Linked DNA regions of Homo sapiens: region 2 is linked to region 1. A link is a loop called in an ENCODE intact Hi-C map of the cell type or tissue named here. Cell type or tissue: Caco-2. All regions are shown on one strand. Links, peaks and the distances in the headings refer to the core of each region. The heading gives the core; the rest is flanking DNA.

Region 1 (10,900 bases), core at 4,085-8,084:
CCTCCCGGGTTCAAGCAATTCCCCTGCCTCAGCCTCCTGAGTAGCTAGGATTACAGGCGCACGCCACCACGTCTGGCTAATTTTTGTATTTTTAGTAGAGACGGGGTTCCACCATGTTGGCTAGGCTGGTCTTGAACTCCTGACCTCGTGATCCGCCCACCTTGGCCTCCCAAAGTGCTGGGATTACAGGCATGAGCCACCACACCCAGCCAATTTCTAAATTTTTTTGCTTGTCTACCAAATTAAGAAAGAGAGAGAAAGGAGAGAAAAAGCAAAAACCAAATATAAACCAAGCTAGCCTTCTCCATAAACTGACATGTTTTTAAACTTCAGAAAAAAAATTATATTAGAATAATAGATATAGCAATAGAAATATACTTGAGAGGTTTTTGTTTGTTTTTGGGAAAAAAGAATCTAGAAATTGTAGAGTCAATTCAACTCAACATATTAATACAACAAGTATTAATTGGAAAACTACTATGGATTTATTCATTTGTTCTTTCATGCAATAAAAATCTGCCCCTAGGACATGCCCTACTGTGAGCTATGGGTACCGAGAGACCAGTTCCTGCCTTCTGGGGTGCCTCAGAGTTTAGTGGGGGATTAGATACATACACTGACACAACAGCTACTTAAGAACTAAGTTAGCAGAACAAAAAAGAAGCAGCACCCTCCTTTACCTGGGAAGGTTGAGAGAGTGATGCTGGGTACTAAAGATGAAAAGGTATCCTCAGGCAGGTAGAAAAGGGACCTGTATTAGTCCATTTGCATGCTGCTGATAAAGACATACCTGAGAGTGGGAAGAAAAGAGGTTTAATTGGACTTAGAGTTCTACATGGCTGGGGAGGCCTCAGAATCATGGCGGGAGGTGAAGGGCACTTCTTACATGGCGGCAGCAAGAGAAAAATGAGGAAGAAGCAAAAGCAGAAACCTCTGATAAACCCATCAGATCTCATGAGACTTATTCACTATCATGAGAACAGCACAGGAAAGACCAGTCCCATGATTCAATTACCTCCCCCTGGACCCTCCCACAACACGTGGGAATTCTAGGAGAAACAATTCAAGTTGAGATTTGGGTGGGGACACAGCAAACCATATCAGGACCTTTTGGGACCCTACTGCATGCCAGGCTCTTTACTAAGCAGGGTTCTAGCTACTGCAGATATGGAGTTTCTGCCCTCAAAAAGTACACATTATAGAGAGGGAGAAGACAAATGCAATAAATGCATGAATACATGAACAAATAGGTAAGCAACAAAACAAACCAATGGAATAATTTCAAATAAAGTAAGTGTTATAAAGAAAATAAAACAGGGTTATGGGCAAGACAGTGACAGTGGGGAGACAGATTGCTACTGAACTGGGGTGATCAAGGAACAGCTCTCTGAGGAGGTGATGTACAAGCTCAAACATACAAAAATGCAGAAAGAAGAAAACACATCCTATGTTAGGGACACAGCTGGATGTGGGGTACTGGGATCAGAAAGGAAGGAGAAAGCATGAAAAGACCTAGTTCTTAATGAGAACACATGGACACAGGGAGGAGAACAACACCCACTGGGGCCGCTGAGCGGGGGTGGGGAGGGAGAGCATCAGGATAAATAGCTAATGCATGTGGGGCTTAATACCTAGGTGATGGGTTGACAGGTGCAGCAAAACACCATGGCACACGTTTACCTATGTAACCAACTTGCATGTCTTGCACAGGTATCCTGGAACTTTAAATTAAGTTAAAATATATATTTTTTTAATTTAATTTAATTTATACCATATATATATATGTGTGTGTGTATATATCTGGTTTTATTTATACCAGATATATATATATCTGGTTCCACAACAAGAAGAGTGGACATTATCCCATGGGCAACAGAGACCACTGTGGGGTTTACAGCAACAGAGGGGATAGATCTGATTTTTATCTTAGCTGTACTGTGCTTCATCCCAAAGAAATCGCTAGGCATTGGGCCTGGGTTTGGAAATTCCTCTCAAGTTCTTCTGCATTGGAAACACTAAAACAACAAGCAGTGGGGCAAACAATGAAAGCTATGTCTGATGTTTTTCAATGCAACATAATATATCCCTGATTATATTCCTGCCCAAGACTCTGAAGCCAGACTTCTACAGAAATAACCACAAAAGTCACACGCAATGAGATCTATGGAACATGCTGAAATGGGAGAGTTCTCTTACCACCCTCAGAGGACGTTTGACAGGGGTGTGGCTCACTCCTTCAGCCACCCTGCTGCTCAAACCCTTAGAGGGAGTGTGCAGATGGGCAGGTACAGAGCCCATGGGGGCACCTTCGGGCTCCAGCGCCACAGCAGCGTCTAGGAGTGGGTGCCTGCAACTTCCAAAGCCCAAGTGGGTGTGTGTCACAGTGTGCTCTTTCAGCTTTGCTGTCTGCAGACAGCCTGTGTTAATCAGCTCAATTAGACACTCTGCCTTATCAAGAGGGCAGACGGCCAGTGTGACAGCTTTCTGTATCCCAAGTTCTTGCCCAGTATACTGGAAAAATTGGATCACACATGGGCTTGAAGGATGAGTGCTAGGTTTTATTCAGTGGTGGATGTGGCTGTCAGTGAGATGGGTGGGGAGTGGGAAGTGGGGATGGAGTGGGAAGGTGGTCTTCCCCTGGAGTCAGGCCACCCAGCAGCTGGACTTTCCTCTGACTGCCCCTGGCCAACTCCCCTTCTCTGTTTCTCTGCCACGTGTTCCAACATTGCTGGTCTGCTGGTGTCTGCTGGTGTGTTCCTCTGCTTCTCTGGATGTTCAACCACTTGTATGTGTGCCCGCTAAGGTTGCAGGTTTATATGGGCACAGGAATGGGGTGTGGCAGGCCAGAGTGGTCTTGGAAAATGAAACATTTGGGCACAAAAAAACAGGAGTGCCTGTTCTCACTTAGGTCCGTGGGCACAGGCCTGAGGGTGGAGCCCTCGCCAGTAACCCTGCCCTTTTCTACCCAGCACTTCCCTGACCCCCCTCCCACCGTATCAATACGTTATAGTACTTGATTTCAGAAAGACATATAAATCAATTAAAGAGCATAAGAATGCCTCGTATCCATACCATGCTCTGCAGAATGTGGAAGAAGGGGTGCTGCAGGCTTCCAGGAAATGGAGAAGCTTCCTCAAGAGGGGAGAAAATAGTATCCTGGGCTAGACGGTATGACCCTGGTGTCACCTCCCTGCTATAAGTGTCCTAAAAGCAAGAGCACAGGTATCAGGAGCTATAAGGGCCTCTTCCTTTAAGCGAAGTTCTTTCCATTTAAGGCAGAATATCAACAAGTTTCAAATGTACAGTTTATTCAACATCTGCATTGAACACACAGGAGTTTCTCTTATACCTCTCCCTCCCTCCTCCCCTTCCTCCTCCTCTCTTTCCTCTTTTAATAACCTTTTGAAAATGTAAAGACCATTCTTACCTTCCTGGCTGGCCATACAAAAATAGTCCACAGGTTGGATTTGGTCCAAGGACCATAATTTGCAGATCCCTGAGTTAGAGTCTCATAATTCCTGGGGAAACAGGCATGATCATTATAATGTTTTTTACACACACAAATTCTTCTTCCGCAATGTATGCTGTTTACCTGTGTCATCCAATATTGGATATTATGTTTACTTTTCATTTTTTCTGAATACCATTTGAATTTTTGTTAAAGACAAAGAAATTTTGCTAGGGATTTTTATTCATTTCTTTAAACATTCCAATATTGCTTAATCTTTTAAGAGTTTGAAAATGGAGTCCATGGCCCCAGAGAAATAAAATACCATATTATGCCTTGTTTGCTGTCTTGTGGAGGGACCGGCTAGCTATATCTTATAAGGTAGCCAGGTCACATCAGACTCTCAGCACACTTGGACTACTCTGTTTCAGGGATCACAGTTGGTCTGTGGCCTTCTGAACCTGGACAAAAATGAGCCTTATTTTGGGGTTATTCTGAATATGTCAAAAGAAGAGATTATCTTAAACCTAAGAATTTGTCTATGATTTAGTTCCTATTTTGTCAGATTTGTCCATTTGGCATCAGGGATGATATTAGCCTTATACTTGCTTTGTTTGGTGAAGCAAGAATTTGTCCTTCCCAGCTGAAAGCAGCGGAAGGGAGTCAAGATAGAGCCTACGGGGAAGTGGGGGAGGAAGACCACCAGGGAAACACACCCCAACTTATTTACAGAAAGAAACCCTCTCCTTTGAATATACTATGTAATAAATGGTATTGAAGTGCAATGTCTTTTTTTTATTATTATTATTTTTTGTGAGACAGTCTCGCTCTGTCTCCCAGGCTGGAGTGCAGTGGTGAGATCTCAGCTCACTGCAACTTCTGCCTCCTGGTTTCAAGCGATTCTCATGCCTCAGCCTCCTGAGCAACTGGGATTACAGACATGCACCAACCCCCCTATACCCCCCATCCTCCCCATGCTCTCCATTCCCCTCTATCCCCCACCCCAGCTAAATTTGTATTTTTAGTAGAGCCACGTTGACCAGGCTGGTCTCAAGCTCCTGGCCTCAAGTGATCAGTCTGCCATGGCCTCTCAAAGTGCTGGGATTACAGGCATGAGCCACTGTGGCTGGCCTTGAAGTGCAATTTCTATAACCAGCTTACAAAATGGTGCCCCAGTTCTGGGCCTTTTTCTTCAATGAAGCTATTTTAGGCAACATAAAACCTCTTCCCTACAATAGGGTTAGGATAGCGCTTTTGCTGCTTATCAGAGAGATCCAGAAGAGAAACCAAGAACAGCAGCTAACATTTGTTGAGCACTTACCAGGTGCCAGACCCTGTCCTGAGCACAGATGAGGAAACCGAGGCAGGGAGAAATTACCTGCCAGAAGCCACACGGCTGGCAGGGGACAGAGTCAGGTCATGAACCCCAACACTTCAGGTCCAAAACCCACCTTATCAATTAACTAAGGGATTCTAGGTGCTAATTTTGAAATGTTGTTAAATGGCCTCTGTAAAGCAATTCCCACGGCCTTGAAAGGCTAAGCAGCCAACAAGGCTGGGCAAGCCTGCCTGCCTCTCACCAGTCCCATGCAAGTCTATGGTCCCTGCTTCCAGCAGGGCAGTCCTAGCAAGGCTGATGGGCAAGCTGCCCTGGGCAGTTAGAACCTTCAAATCGGCAAAATTGCCAGTCATACATACTAACCCTTTGCTTACTGTCCCCTTCCCCTGGGAATATGGAGATACGTTTTGAATGAGAAGAAACAAAGCCTGAAATGTACTAATTTCAAATATTGGCTGAGAGCTTTTACTCAGCCATGTCAACTCTGGCTCTCACCACATAATCCCAGGAAATTGAGAAGGCCTGACCTTCTCACAGACCCCACTGCACTCTGCCCCCAAAACACCTTCCCAGACTTTCCCTCCAACTGTCCCCTTCCTGGTACCCAAACTGTTTTCTTTTTTTTTTTTTTTTGATTAAGATGGAGTTTCACTCTTGTTGTTCAGGCTGGAGTACAATGGTGTGATCTCTGCTCACTGCAACCTCCTCCTCCCCGGTTCAACCGATTCTCCTGCCTCAGCCTCCCGAGTAGCTGGGATTACAGGTATGCACCACCATGCCTGGTTAATTTTTTGTATTTTTAGTAGAGACGGGGATTCACCATGTTGGCCAGGTGATCTCCAACTCCTGACCTCCAACTCCTGGTCTCAGGAGTTGGAGGCTGGTCTCCAACTCCTGACCTCAGGTGATCTGCCCACCTCGGCCTCCCAAAGTGCTGGGATAACAGGCGTGAGACACCGTGCCTGGCCTCCATAATTGTTTTCACATACCAAACTACTGAACAATAGCATCTGAATTGGGTTGTGTCGGGGGTCCCCAATACCACCCTCAGGCTCGATGATTCCCTAGAAGGACTTACAGGATTCTGAAGCCATTATAGTCACAGTTACAGTTTATTGCAGTGAAAGCATATAAATTAGAATGAGGAAAAGGGAAAAGGCACATGGGGGGACGTCCAGGAGAAGCCAGGCATAAGCTTCTAGCTTCCCTTCAGTGGTGTCACAGGAGGATGCATTTAATTCTCCCAGCAACAACATGTGGCAACATATGCAAAGTTTTGCCAACCAGGGAAGCTCACCAAACATCGGTGTCTTTTGGTTTTACCTAGACACCAGTTACCTAGGCATGCAGCACCCATGTGACTGACCTCAGCTACCCAGACTCCAGCCCCCTCACCCAGAGCAAAGACAGTGTTTGGCATAAATCACAAAGCTAGGATCAACCTATCTGGTCACACTGACACAGCATGGCCCAAGGCTGGGGTATGCAGAACACTCTTATCAGGCAAAACATTCCAGGGGCTCAGACGTTATGTCTCAAGAGCCAGCCAGTTCTGGAGGCAAGTTTTTAAATGTGCAGAGCTTGAGCAACCTAGACATGCAGAGTTAACCGTTTCCGGTACAGGTTGTCAGCAAAGAAAAACAAATCTCCTCAAATGGCTCTATCAACAATATCAAGGAAGGCTGGGCATGGTTAATCACATCTGTAATCCCTGCACTTTGGGAGGCCAAGGCGGGCAGATCACTTGAGGTCAGGAGTTCAAGACCAGCCTGGTCAACATGGTGAAACCCTGTCTCTACCAAAAATATAAAAAATTAGCTGAGTGTGGTGGTGCATGCCTGTAATCCCAGCTACTTGGGAAGCTAAGGCAGGAGAATTGCTTGAACCCAGGCGGCGGAGGTTGCAGTGAGCCAAGATGGCACCACTGCACTCCAGCCTGGGCTACAGAGCAAGACTCCATCTCAAAAAAATAAATAAATGAATAAATCAAGGACCAAAAGAAACAGCAGGACCCTGACTCTACAGTTAAATGTATCCAGGGGGATGTGGGGATGTGGTGGGTAGGAAACCCATGGCTATGGTTTGAATGCACTTCCTTCCTTGTGAATTTGAAAGTGTGACAAAAGCATTGATGTAATAAACATTAAGTAATCCATCTGAATAGCAACATAAGCTCACAGCCTCTGCCTTGCAGAAGCTCACTTTTGAGGGAGAAATGGCCTGTTGTCCATGTAGGTTCACATATATAGGAGCCACGGTGTTCTCTGCTCCTGTGGTACCCAATAAAATCCATTAATGCTGGGGAAGGGAGTCATGGGGATAGTTTCACAGGAGCTGGCACTGAGCTGAGCCCTGGATGGTGACCAAAAGTTACCAGGTCAGCAGTGAGTGGGGCATTCCCAAGGCAGGAGACAAAAAGGTAGGATATTCCAGGTGGAGGGCTCAGGACATGCACGACAGCTCAGTGCATTTGGACTGTCATATTAATCCGATTACTTTTCTAAATCTTCTGCATAGGGTCAAGTTTGTAAGGCTAGTTGTTAGAAAGTAGTTTATGGCACAGCATCCCAACCTTTTTATGTCATGGTACTCATAGAAAATAATCCTATTTTTGGTACATTTCCTTTGGAAAAGAAAAAAGGCTCCTCTGGGGACAAAGGATCAATACCTTCAGGTCACCTGCACTGCATTCATGTCACACCACATAGCATAGCAAATGGATTGGGAAGCCCTGGTATAGGGCAGACTGCCCACAGGCAGCAGTCCTGATTTGAATATTCTGCTTTCTCTAAGGACAAGGAGGAGAGAGAAAGAAAGAGTAAGAGAGAGAGAGAGAGATGCCACTATGATTTCCCAATCAATTTTCTGTTCAGTTTTATTTTTCTAAATATTAATATTTGCAATTTTTACTAAATATACAATCAATTTTCTGTTTAGTGTGATTTCCCAAGCAATTTTCTGTGGAGTTTTATTTTTCTAAGTGTTAGTTTTTGCAGTGTGATTTTTATTGGGAGCAAGTGAAGGAGCCACTCCCATAGTATACACTTCCAAAGGAAACACTTGGTTATAACATGGACCCTTTATCACTAAGCCTAATTTTCTACAGCCTATAATTTGCCTTTGTCACTAAAAGGCAATTATTAAGAACAATTGATGGCTGAGTGCAGTGGCTCATGCCTGTAATCCTAGCACTTTGAGAGGCCGAGGCAGGCAGATCACTTGAGGTCAGGAGTTCAAAACCAGCCTGGCCCACAGGGTGAAACCTCGTCTCTACTAAAAATACAAAAATTAGCTGGGTGTCGTTGTCAATGCCTATAGTCTCAGCTACTCAGGAGGCTGAGGCAGGAGAATCACTTGAACCCGGGAGGCAGAGGGTGCAGTGAGCTGAGATCACGCCACTGTACTCCACACTCCAGTCTGAGCAACAGAGCAAGACTCCATCTCAAAAGGAAAAAAAAAAAAAAGAACAATTGAGAGAAGTCAATACTGTATAAAGGGCCTTAACTTGGCTCTCAGCCCTTTTTTGCATTGTTCACTCTAAATTCTTGTTTCACTACATTTCCATATATAAACAAGAGCACAAAGTGTGTGAATCAAACATATAGGGAATCTTTACATTTATCAACATGAAATATCATTCTTTTACTATTATCTGTTCTTCCTCACTTGCTCATCTGTTCTAAATGAGGAAGGAAGGAAGGAAGGGAGGAAGGAAGGAAGGAAGGAAGGGAGGGAGGGAGGAAGGAAGGAAGGAAGGAAGGAAGGAAGGAAAAGGAAAAGGAAGGGAGGGAGGAAAGGAGGGAAACTACTTTTCCTGTCCCTTATGAATAATGTATTACCTAGGTCTAGTATACAATATACTTGGTAGTCAATCATTCTCCTGGTAACTATCACTTTCAGCTACAGTTAAGCTTCTTTAAGGGTATTTTTCCATTTTTGTTTACAGATACACCTTCCTAGGCTTTATCTTCACATCACTTGCATTTACACAGATCTCACATGGTATCTAAAGAGAAAGTCAACACATTTTTGTAGCAAAGGGCAAAAGGAAGACTGAAGAGACAGAGCGAAATCAGCATGCCACTGCTTTCTACTTCATGACTTGGAAATAATAATAATCAAAAAGTTTTCTAATCTTAATAAGTGATCCCCTATCATAATCTTGCACTAAAATCATAATCCACATGACACATTTAAAAATACAAAAAGTGCACATATTTGGGTAGACTTGAATCATAGTTTTGAAAAGCCTGTTCCTCCTTGTACAATCACATCAACAAGCCATCAGGTTCTTTTTCATTATGCCGGCAAGTCTTGGCAATGGGCTCCCCACCCAGATGAATAGCTTCAACATAAAAGCTTGGTGTGTCATGCACGTGAATGGTATTGAATGAAGGCTGGCTTGGAAATGTGGCAGTTTAACTTCTGCTTCCAAACTTCTTATTTTTATTTCCCAAGAAAGAAAACACATCCTCATGGTGCCACTGCTAAGTGCTCAGTTTTAATTTTGATCATTCTATCACAAGAACAGCAGCAACCAAGTAATCACCATGTTCCTCAACTTTCAGCAGTTACTGATATCTTACTGTGTGCCAGGCACTGCTATGGGTGGTAGGGACCCAGTAGTAGACAGAACAGAAAAGGTCCTGGACAGTAGAGTGTCACCTGTCACCTGAAATGTTGGAATCCTATCATGCTTCAGAAGTACAATATTTTAATGTTACTTCTGGATTCAAGACAACATAAGAGACAGTAAAAACTCTCTTGATTAAAAATAAACTATTTGATGATATACTCTAGAAATGATCATACAACTTACTAGATTCAAGAACTTCTTGTGATTCTTCAAAAATCTTCTAGTTTGGCAGTATTAAAAGAAATGTACCTTTTGGCCGGGCACAGTGGCTCATGCCTGTAATCCCAGCACTTTGGGAGGCTGAGGTGGGAGGATCACTTGAGTTCAGGAGTTCGAGACCAGTCTTGGCAACATGGAAAAAAAACTTTCTGTTTTTTTTTTTTTTTTTTTTGAGATGGAGTTTCGCTCTTGTTGCCCAGGCTGGAGTGCAATGGTGCGATCTCTGCTCACTCCAACCTCCATCTCCTGGGTTCAAGCGATTCTCCTGCCTCAGCCTCCCAAGTAGCTAGGATTACAGGTACCTGCCACCATGCCTGGCTAATTTTTTGTATTTTTAGTAAAGACCATGCACCATGTTGGCCAGGCTGCTCTCGAACTCCTGGCTTCAGGTGATCCACCCACCTCGGCCTCCCAAAGTGCTGGGATTACAGGTTTGAACCACTGCACCCAGCCAGAAAAAAACAAACAAACCCCTCTTTACAAAAAATACAAAAATTGGCTGGGCATGGTGGCATGTGCTTGTAGTCCCAGCTCCAGAGGCAAAGGTGGGAGAATCACTTGAGCCTGGGAGGCAGAGGTTGCAGTGAGCCAAGATCACACCACCGCACCCCTGCCTTGATGACAGAGTGAGATCCTGTCTCAAAAAAAATAAAAAAGAAAAATACATCTTTTTAAAGGAGAGGTTTTAGACTCTAATCTAGTAGCTATGAGAAATTGTGTCAATGTATGTAAGATATCAATAGACCATTAGGAGACTCAGAAAAGTTATTTATTTCTCTCTAACACACACATACACACACACACACACAGCCCTCCCACTCATCCTGGACTTTTTATGTCCAGGTAATTTATATTTAAATATCTGCAATATAACATTAAAAGTGATAAATTAAGTACCTTGTGAGGCATAGATTTAATGCAAAGGGATTTCAGAGAAGGGAGAAAGAATGGAATGAGAGAGGATTCAGGAAGACAGTAGTACGTGAGTTGGGTGTTAAAGAATCTGGATATAGGGAAATGGAGCAAACAACATTTAGGTAAAAGGAATGAACAGAACAAGCAACAGCCAACAAGAAGAGAATCATACATCAACCTGAAGGAACTGTGAAGGAGGGTGGGTATGTGATTTAAAAGTACAGAAGCACTCAGATCATGGAGGGTCTCAAAAGGCAAACTAAGGGGCTGCACCTGCAACCACAGAAGCAGGGTAAAAATCTAGCATAGGGGTCAAATGAAAATGCCCAGGGGGCCAGGCATG
Region 2 (10,900 bases), core at 3,153-7,152, 160 kb after region 1:
CCAAGAGTTCAAGACCAGCCTGGCCAACATGGTGAAACCCCTTCTCTACTAAAAATACAAACAATTAGCTGGCCGTGGTGGCTCGCACCTGTAATCCCAGCTACTAGGTAGGCTGAGGCAGGAGAATTGACTGAACCCAGGAGGCAGAGGTTGCAGTGAGCCAAGATCGTGCCACTGCACTCCAGTGTGGGCAACAGAGTGAGGCTCTTTCTCAAAAAACAAAACAAAACAAAAAAAAACCTTTGACAACCAAAATATAGATAATAACATGAGATGTGAATATGAAATAATTTGATCCTTAATGAAAGATGAAAAATACACACACACACACGTTTTTTGTTTTTTTTTTTTTAAAAAAAGGGACAGGATCTCACTCTGTTGCCCAGGCTGGAGTACAGTAGTCTGATGATGGTTCATTGTAATCTCTAACTCCTGGGCTCAAGTGATCCTCCCACCTCGGCCTCCCAAGTAGTTGGGACTACAGCATGTGCCACCATGGCTGGCTACATTTTTATAGCAGTATGGTCTCTCTATGTTGCCCAGGCTGGTCTCAAACTCCTTGGCTTCTCAAAGTGCTAGGATTACAGGTGGGAGCTACCACAACTGTCCAGATGAAATAATTTATTAAGGAATTTGCCTTTTGACAAAAACATTGACCAGGCATTTAAGGGTCTCCAAGCCTGGCATTTAAAGGTCTCCAAACTCGTAGGTATATACCTCATAAAGGAATTTACGGATTCTTGATTATTTTAAAGATAAACCTGCACATGATGGCTGAGAATTCAAAGTTGCTTCTGGTGTTATAATAACACCATAATGCTAGTACATTACTCAGTGCAAGATTGGAAAGTGTTATCATTCATTGTTACAAAACAGTTTCCCTGACCAACATACTCCAAGGACAAATGTATGGTCATTGTTATATCACTTTTCTCCTATTTTATTTATTGATTTATTTTTGAGAAGGAGTCTCGCTCTGTTGCCCAGGCAGGAGTGCAGTGGTGCGATTTTGGTTCCCTGCAACCTCCGCCTCCCGGGTTCAAGCGATTCTCCTGCCTCAGCCTCCTAAGTAGCTGGGACTACAGGCATGTGTCACCAGGTCCAGCTAATTTTTGTTATTTTTAGTAGAGACGGGTTTTCACCATGTTGGCCAGGCTGGCCTCAAACTCCTGACCTCAAGTGATGTACCTGCCTCAGGCTCCCAAAGTGCTGGGATTACAGGGGTGAGTCACCGTGCCTGGATGCTTTTCTCCTATTTTAAATTTGGAACAGGTGAAACAATATGTAGGGAAAAGCAATTTGGCCTTCTTATTAAAGTATCCTATTATTAGACCACATTTCACCAAGATGAACAACACATACGTAAAACATCTACACTCTAATTTTTACCTTTATCCACAAGCATTAAGTATAAAATTTTAGAAATATAGAGTGAATAAAATGAGGCTAAATGTCATGTCCTCTGGTGAAGTTTCTGGGAATCAGCTAATTGCTCTGATGGGAATCCACAACTTAATCAAAATGCTTTAGTTTTGCAACTTCAATCTGAAGTTGTCATTGGGATCTTGCTTTTGTTAAGTTTTAAAATATTGAAATTTACAAAATAAAGTAAAAACTGAAAAAAAGGTATATGTCACAGATGCCACAAAGTATTGATAGCTTTGTAGTGAAAAGTGCTTACAATTCAGTTAGAAAACACTCCAGCTCCCTGGGAATATGCGTAAAATCATAAACGGACATTCAGAAAAGACAACAAATGGTCAACATTAAATAAAGCTTAAATCATTTTCAAATTGAGAACTTTCTTGACTATAAAACAGGAAAAAGAAATTATGAGGCAGCCATGTTGTGAAGACTTCATGAACAGGTATTCTCAGCTGCCATTCGCAGACTGTAAAAACTTGCACTATTGCTGTGAAGCAGTCTGCAAAATAAATCTAGGGCACTTAAAAAACTTTTTAATGTCTGACCCGGTTATTCCACTTTGTAGGAATTTGTCTTAAAAAAAAAATTCCTCACTGAGCACCTAGGGATTTGTCTTAAATAATCGGAATTATAGAATTTGGACAGGTGTGGTGGTTCACACCTGAATTCTAGCACTTTGGGAGACTGAGGTGGGAGGGTCACTTAAGGTCAGGAGTTCGAGACCAGCTTGGGCTACATACTGAGACCTCGTCTCCATTTAAACAAAACAAAATAAAATAGAAACAATGAATTATAGGATTAGAGTCAGAATAACAGTGGAGAATACCCACACACACACACGTGTATATACTTATTCAATACACACACACAATGTGTATACACATATCAAAAAATTGTACACTCAGTTATATACACACACATACATGTATGAAGAGTAGTGTGTGTTATCAAAAAAAAAATGGAAGCAGTACACATATCCAATAATAAAAGAATGGTTAATTAAATCTGATACATGTGCCTGATATACAAAATTTTAAATGTTAATGAGCAAGAAAAAGCTGAAATATCACTAAAAGACAAGTCTCTTGCATAGTGGGGGTAACAAAACTAAAAAGTTAATGTGAAAATCTAATTTTCATCATAAGAGATGATGTTCTAGTTTTGTGTATGTCTACATGTATGTGTACGCAAGATAATGTGTATTATAATTACCTGGGTAGGTCTTGATAAAGTTCATTTTATTAAAATCTTCAGAAACGTGAAATTCCTAAAAGCAAATGCACAAAATAAAAAATTAAAAGAGTTATGGTTTTAAAAAACAACAGAAACTTGACTTTCAAAAATGAAGTAAAATCCAAAAATGATTATCACAAGACCTAGGACTTAAGGCGAGTTATTTAGGAATGATATGAATTGCTTCTTTCACCAGACCTGTCCTCAGGCCAACATTGTTTGGGAGAACAGACCGAATTGAATAAAGTAAGTGCTGCTGATCAGCATGGGATTTGTGTCCACTTCTTCCTGCCCAGATCAGCACTCCATATTCCTTCTCCCTCCTACTACAAAACTTTATTCTCTTAGTGACACAAAAAATCCCTCAAGACACTGCATATTAAAGCAAAACTGCAAAGACCCCTCACTAACAGAGCTCTCAGCTACAGTAAAAACAGGGCACTGGGTAGCTCAGCAATTTAGTGGGGGAAAGTACACCTATTTAATATACAAACACAACAACAACAAAAGAGAAATTTTGAGATTGTGGGTGGTTTTTGTCTTTTTATGATCCCATATTTTCCAAATTTTATTTATTTATTTATTTATTTAGAGACAGAGTTTCGCTCTTGTTGCTTCCTCGGCTCACTGCAACCTCTGCCTCCTGGGTTCAAGTGATTCTCCTGCCTCAGCCTCCCAAGTAGCTGGGATTACAGAAGTGCACCACCACACCCAGCTAAATTTTGTATTTTTAATAGAGATGGGGTTTCACCATGTTGGCTAGGATGGTCTCGAACTCCTGACCTCAGGTGATCCACCCACCTTAGCCTCCCAAAGTGCTGGGATTACAGGCGTGAGCCACTGCACCTGGCCCCAAACTTTCTATAGATGTAATACTTTATAACTTGGAAAAGAAATTTAAAGTACATGTGTTTTATTGCAAAAAAATCAACCTCAACTAAAGCTATGAAGATAAAACTCTAAAGAAAAATCACGAATTACTACTACCATTATTATTATTATTATTATTATTATTATATTATTTTGAGACAGAGTCTCGCTCTGTCACCCAGGCTGGAGTACAGTGATGCAATCTCAGCTCACTGTAACCTCTGCCTCCTGGGTTCAAGCGATTCTTGTGCCTCAGAGTCCTGAGTAACTGGGACTAAAGGTGCATGCCACCACACCCGGCTAATTTTTTTGTATTTTTAGTACAGACAGGGTTTCACCATGTTGGCCAGCCTGGTCTTGAACTCACAGCCTCAAGTGATCCACCCCCCTTGGCCTCCCAAAGTGCTGGGATTACAGGCATGAGCCACCGTGCCCAGCCAAGAATACTATTATTGATCAATGCTAAATTGACATGGATATTATGAATTGCTGACAGACCAGAGTGAGGGGGGAAAAAAGCACACAAAAGAATACAGATTTCTTGTTTTCCATCTTGTTTTTGTAAAGTAGAAAAAATGTATCAGCACTGTATATATTAATCTGTATTCAGTGGAAGAGCAATTGATCAATTGCTAACTAATGCTAAATTGGATTTGCATTGCCCCTTTCCATTGAACAACTGTAACAGTTCTTATGTGCCATCCTATAATGACAGTCTCCCCTTGAACTGAAGGCCACAAGAAGGGTCCCTAGGGAGATAAATGCACCAACACTGCACCACTGCACTATATGAAGCTTGTACTTAGTGGCTTCTCATTATATGTGTGTATGCACATGATGATATTCCTATAAAATTTTCTGAAAGCTAAAACGGAGAGCTTCAGCATTCACTACTGTGTCATGCATTTCCAGCACCCTCACCTGCCGCCTGCTGCTGTGTGAACTGCATGGGCAGGGAGCCTGTCCCTTCCACTGGATCTTTCTTCTCGGCCCTTACATCAAGGCTGCTGCTGCTATTTTTTTTTTTTTCTCTTTCTTTTGAGACAGGGTCTTGTTCTGCCATCCAGGCTGGAGTGCAGTGGTGCAATCTCTGCTCACTGTAACCTCCACTTCCCAGGCTCAAGTGATCCTCCCACCTCAGCCTCTTGAGTAGTGGGGCTATATGGGTATGCCACCACACTAAGCTAATTTTTTTATTTTTTGTAGAGATGAGGTCTCACTAATATTGCCCAGGCTGGTCTCTAACTCCTGGGCTCAATCCTCCTGCCTAAGCCTCCCAAAGTGCTGAGATTATTGGCATGAGCCACCACACCTGGTCCAAGGCTGCTTCTTTCATTAAAAAATAAATACATAAATAAAAACAATGAAACTCTCATAACTATACTTCTACTTTCCTTGACCCCTTCTCAGCCAAAAGCTTCTCTAATGACCAGACCACTCTGGTTACCCTCAGGCTCTCTGGCTCCCACATCTCCCAGTCACACTTCAGTCCATGGCTCACCAGGGCTACCCCACTGCATGGAAAGGCTCTTCTTGTTATCAGCAGCTGTCTTCTACGTGCCATCCCAAAGGCACTAGCCAGGCCCAATTTCATCCTCTCCCTCCTGCCCTTGACACCTTTACTCACCTCCTCCCTGAAACTCACTGCCCTCCAGCTTCCGTGGCTGCACTGTCCTGGCTGGCTCTCCTCCCACTTTGCCCATTCTTCCTGTCTCTCCTTTAGGCTCCCAGTCCTCTGGCTTTTCTTTAAATATTGACATTTCCCTAGGAATGTGACCTTGGCCCTCTGCTTTTCTCAATGTACCTGCTCTCTCTAGTTCACGGCAGCCACCGTTGTAGTTTCCACTGACGTCTATGTTCAGGGAACTCCCAACCCCTGCCCAGACCAAACCCTGAGGTTCCAGCACACACACCCAAGGTCGGTTCTCAAAACTGAACTCATCACCTTTCCCCAAAAAAGATCAGCATCTTTTCTGTCTCTGAAGACAGCTAATTCCTGGCTAGAAACCTGAAAGTCATCTTAAAGCTGCTCCCTATTTCAACACACACCTTTATTCACACACCCAGCCCTGCTTCCCGGACAGTTCTTGAGGCCACAGCCTCTTCTCCATCACCACCCCAGTATTTCATGATTTCACACTGGGGTCCGGAGGCAGCCTCCTAACTGGCACCTGCACTTTCAGCCTTGTCCCTTCAAAGCCTGCTACAAATTTCTGAGCTCACAAAAACCAGAAACCTGCTCCTGCTCCTCAGAGGTTTTAGCAAAACCATGTAGTTTCCCTAAAGCACTTGACCCTAGGGTTCATCTAGAGGACTTGCTACTTATTGTACAGATCCCCAGGCCCCTCCCTAGTGATTCCGAAGCTCTAGGTCTGGCATAGAGCCGGGGAATCTGTATTTTAGTAAGTTCCCTCAATGATTGGCGTGACTATGCAAGGTCAGGAAATTCAGCTTACATAACGTGGTCTGGGCCCCTTAAAGTCACACTCAAGGATCATCATTTCCCCTCCTCCCTGGCTGGCCTCCCCTTTGACCCCACTCCAAAACAGTGTCATTATTTAGGCAGCAGGTCTGGGCCCTGACTTCTTTCATTCCCTCCCCAGCTACTCACAGTCATTCTTGTGGCTTGAAAAATGACCTGATGATGATGCCCTCTGCCCAGACCTCTCCGGGACTCGTTTTGTTTATCCTGTGCCAACTTCACATGGCCAGTTGGAAGCTCACTGGTATCTTAAACTAGGCTGGCTCTCACTGTCCCCTCTCCCTCCAACTGCCTCCCCCACCCAGCCTTACCCTTCTCAGCGAACAATACTACTTCCTACCCAGCTGCTCAAGCCAAAAACCTGGCTGTCATCTGACTTCTCTTCCTCTCCTCTACACAGCCAACTTATCTCAGATGTCTCCAAGACTTATCTCAACTCAAGTCCATCCATTTGTCCTTCTTCATGGCCACTGTCCCTTCACCCAGGCCGCTAAAACAATCTGATTCTCCCACCGCCACTCTGGCCGTGCCTCAATCTGTTCTCTACCCAGTAGCTAGGGTGATCTTCGAAAAATGTAAATTACATCATGCTATTCATCTGCTGAAAACACTTTAACAGCTTCTCACTGCAATTACAATAAAATTTAAAGCTTTACCCAGACCTACAAGACCTTGCATGACCCGGCCTCTGCCCAATTCTCCAATCGCCCTAGGGTGCCCTCCCTATATAGCCCTGCACCATCAAGCCACTATAACATTGACTTCTGGAAACTCTTCCCTGGCTCTCTGCCTGGCTGGCTCTGTGACAAAGATGCCAAAAAACTTAAATGGGGGAAAAAAAATAGTCTTTTAAACAATTGGTGCTGGGATAACTGGATGTCCACATACAGAAGAATAAATGTGGAACCCCTCCCTGATACCACTATAGGAATTAACTTACAATAAATCAAAGATCTAAATGTAAAGCTAAACTATAAAACTCTCAGAAGAAAATACAGGTGTAAATCTTGATTTACACCTATCTTTACAGATATAAATGACCTTGGATTAGGCAATAGTTTCTTAGATATGGTATCTAAAGCTTAAGTAGCCAAAAACAAAAAAGATAAATTGGACTTCACCAAACTTAAAAAAAAAAAAAAAGTAAAAAGGCAGCTCTTAGGAGAAGATATTTGCAGATCATATATCTGATAAGGGTCTAGTATCTAACATACAGAAAAAAACTCTTACAACTCAACAATTAAAAAATACTCTATTAAAAATGGGCAAAGGACTTCAATAGATATTTCTCCAAAGAAGATATAAATGACCAACAAGTACCTAAGAAGATCCTCAACATCACTAGTCATTAGGAAAACGCGAATCAAAACCACAATCTGGTACCATTTCACACCCCCCAGGATGACCATAACAAAAACAAAGCAAAACAAAACAAGCAGAAAATAACAAGTGTTAGCAAGGATTTGGAGAGCCGGAAACCTTGCGTGTTGCTGGTGAGAATGTAAATGGTGCAGCCACTATGGAAAACAGTTTCATAGTTGCTTACAAGTTCAATATAGTCACCATATGACCCAGCAATTCCACTCCTAGGTATACATACCCAAGAGAATAGAAAAAAATATGTCCATGCAAAAACATGTACATGAATTTTCATAGCAACGTTATTGATAATAGCCAAAAAGTGAAAACAACCCAAATGTCTATCAACTAATAAACGGATCAACCAAATGCAGTATAGAATGCTATTCCACTGCAAAAATAATTAATTAATTCAAACAGGCATGAACCTTGAAAACATTATGTTAAGTGAAAGACAGACATAAAAGGCCACACATATTGTATGAGTCTATTTATATAAAGTGTCTAAAATAGGCAAATCCTTGGATTCAGTAAATTAGTGATTTCCAGGAGCTGGGGGAAGGGGCAATGGAGAGTGACTGCTAATGGGTATGGGATTTTTTTGCAGGGAGGGGTGATGAAAATATTCTGGAATTAGAGAATGGTGGTAATGGTTGCACAATCTTATGAATATGCTACAAGACCACACAATTATATACTTTAAAATGGTAAATATAATTATGTTATTTAAGTTATATTTCAATTAAGAAAAAACAAATGTATGCATACAATTTGACGCACAAAAATGCCAGTCTATAACAGACTAGAAACTTGAATATCAGGTCCTTTGCCAAAGATAGTTTGAGAAGTATTGCCTTAAAGAGTTCTGTGAGTTGCTAGCTGAATGACCACACACACACACACACACACACACACACACACACACACACACACACACAGAGTGACAGAGGCTCTCCACCATCACGGCTAAGGGATGGGGGCTGCTATAGGTGACGTATTCACTCTATGAAGGCTATGATCTGTGGGTCAGCCCGAGCACCCAGCTATCAATTACGACAGCATTCTGAGCTCCAAGGAACTAGTTTAAAATTAAGCAATAATTTAATCCATTTTTGACCTAATATCTATACTGAATTAAACTTTTTTTTTTTTTTTGAGACATGGTTTCCCTCTGCTGCCCAGGCGAAAGTGCAGTGGTGCAATCTCAGCTAGCTGTCAGCCTTGACCTCCTGGGCTCAAGCCATCCTCCCACCTCAGTCTCCTAAGCAGCTGGGACCACAGGCATGCACCACTACCAATTAATTTTTTTGATTTTTCGTTGAGATGAGGTCTCACTATGTTACCCAGGCTGGTCTCAAACTCCTGGGCTCAAGCGATCCGCCCGCCTCAGCCTCCTAAAGTGCTGGGATTACAGATGTGAGCCACTGTGCTTGGCCTAAATTAAACATTTTTCATGCCAAACAATCGAGCATCCATTGTTAATCCAAAGTTAACTGGCCAATATGGGACATGGGAGGTCAATATAAAGAATATAATATAAAGAATACAATAAATACATTCTAAAAGCTACCTACCATTACAGCTCCATTATCCTGGCCCACAAATATCCGTCTGCTGTCATGATGGTAAGCCATAGCAGAGCAAGGAGCTGCCAGAAAGACAAAGACCACATTACCAGCAAAGCTAAGCACTTTAAGTTGTTCTTCAAAGTGATTAAGAACTATATGATAAGAACTATATAATTTAGGTTCACAGAAAGAGGGTAAAAACGTTTTATACAAATTACGTAAATTGAAAATGTTATTAAAGTTCTCTCTGTTGTCTTAGTTTAAAACCTTGATTTCACAAATCTTCTCAGTTGTTTCTATAATGCTGGGTGAAGTGAGCCAGCATGAAGCTTCATCTGACTGAAAGTACTACCTGTAGTCTGGCAAGCCTTGGGGACCAGTGCTTGTAGTGTGTGACCTGCTGCCCAAAAGCTCAGGAGGTCATCCCGCCCCTGCCACCCTTCCCATCAAATGTCAAAGAGTAGCTGTGCAAAGATGGGTTCCCAGCACCAGAATTCCCATTCTATGGCATAAGTGAGCATATGTGAGGTGCAGATATATGGCATATGTGAGTTGTGAAGTGCAGACAGGTTTCCTTGTCCTCCTTCCATGTTCTACCCTACCCTCTTCCAGAAATCACAGGCTAGAGAATGAGTTTCAGAAAGGAGAAATTCTAAATTGTCTTTTACCAAAAATTAGAATTAAAGTGATTTATAAATTGGAACATTTGGAAAAAAAATGTGGGTTTGTTTCAGCCTAAGGAATTTTAATTAGCAATGGAAGAACCAAAACAAGGAAATGCATGCTAGGGAAAAACAAAACAAAACAAACAAATTTGAATTCACTTTGGAATAAAACTTCTCATAAAAGACGGGTGGGTAGGGTGGCTCATGCCTGTAATCTCAGCACTTTGGGAGGCCAAGGCAGGAGGATTGCTTGAGGCCAGGAGTTGAGATCAGCCTGGACAACACAGTGAAACTCCATCTCAAAAAAAAAAAAAAAAAAAGATAAAAGAAAAAACGTCTTTTAAATGAAGTCACCATTTGAATATAAAGTTCTCTCTCTCTAGTAGGGTGATATCCTCACCAAAGGAAGGAAGTAAACTATAATACTGGATCGTACCCCAAAGCAAAAACATAGCTAACTGCATGATCAGACCATAGAGACTGTTTCAGTTGCATCCAAGAACTATGTAGTTGGCTCTGAAAGGTACGTACTGAAATTGTGCACAAAACAATTAGAATTGACTATGAGCCTGTATACCCTTATCTGACACAGTGATGTTTGAGATTAAAAGAACGATCAAGTATTATGACCACAAAGATATATATACATATCTTTATACAATCAAAATGTTCTTTAATAAACCATGCATACACTTATCTTTGACAAATCAAATCATGCTTTGATGCGTTCAGAGATTCACTGTCATCATTTTTGCTTGCTTTCTAGCTGGCACTAAATGCATTAGTTTTAAGCTTCTTTTCAATTTTTTTAATGCCCAACCCTATAACAAACAACATAAATATGTAAAATCCCTCTTTTGTGTAAAAATTACAAAGTGCTGGGTAATTTTATGAAGCTAGACAACTATAACATTTCAAAAAGAAAAAAAAGGCTTCCTTAGTTTGTTTTGTATTATATAGTAATATCCTGGCTCTCTCCCTAGAAAGGAGGTTTCTAACTGAGATAAGCAATATAAATTTAATGTAGAAGGGGAGGGGTTGGATATAAAGCAAAATAGGAATCATCTTTCAAATCAGTTAGCTTTTTTTTTTTTTTTTTTTTTTTGAGATGGTGTCTTGCTGTCACCCAGGCTGGAGTGCAGTGGCGCAATCTCAGCTCACTGCAACCTCCGCCACTTGGGTTCAAGCGATTCTCCTGTCTCAGCCTCCTGAGTAGCTAGGATTACAGGCAGCCACCACCACACCAGGCTAATTCTTGTATTTTTAGTATAGACAGGGTTTCACCATGTTGGCCAGGC

The links. A loop is a pair of places that touch in the nucleus more often than their neighbours do. Peaks named below come from ENCODE experiments on the same cell type or tissue, not always from the same donor. Only the 100,000 strongest peaks of a DNase experiment are listed, where the experiment ranks them.
Region 2: a loop joins it to region 1, with 7 times the contacts of the local background. A loop is called at or near these places in 1 of 110 quality-filtered maps.

The regions. Positions count from the first base shown.
Region 1 is chr2:223,738,473-223,749,372 of GRCh38, forward strand. No RefSeq gene overlaps it. Among named protein-coding and RNA genes, the nearest start is that of AP1S3, 94 kb to the right of the region's middle. In Caco-2, for the core only: no CTCF peak of the experiment used is centred there; a DNase peak (open chromatin) is centred at 6,269.
Region 2 is chr2:223,903,310-223,914,209 of GRCh38, forward strand. WDFY1 (WD repeat and FYVE domain containing 1) reads right to left here. Exons shown (of 12, transcript NM_020830.5): 3 at 8,944-9,017; 4 at 2,638-2,692. Among named protein-coding and RNA genes, the nearest start is that of WDFY1, 37 kb to the right of the region's middle. In Caco-2, for the core only: no CTCF peak of the experiment used is centred there; a DNase peak (open chromatin) is centred at 5,302; H3K4me3 peaks cover 203 bases.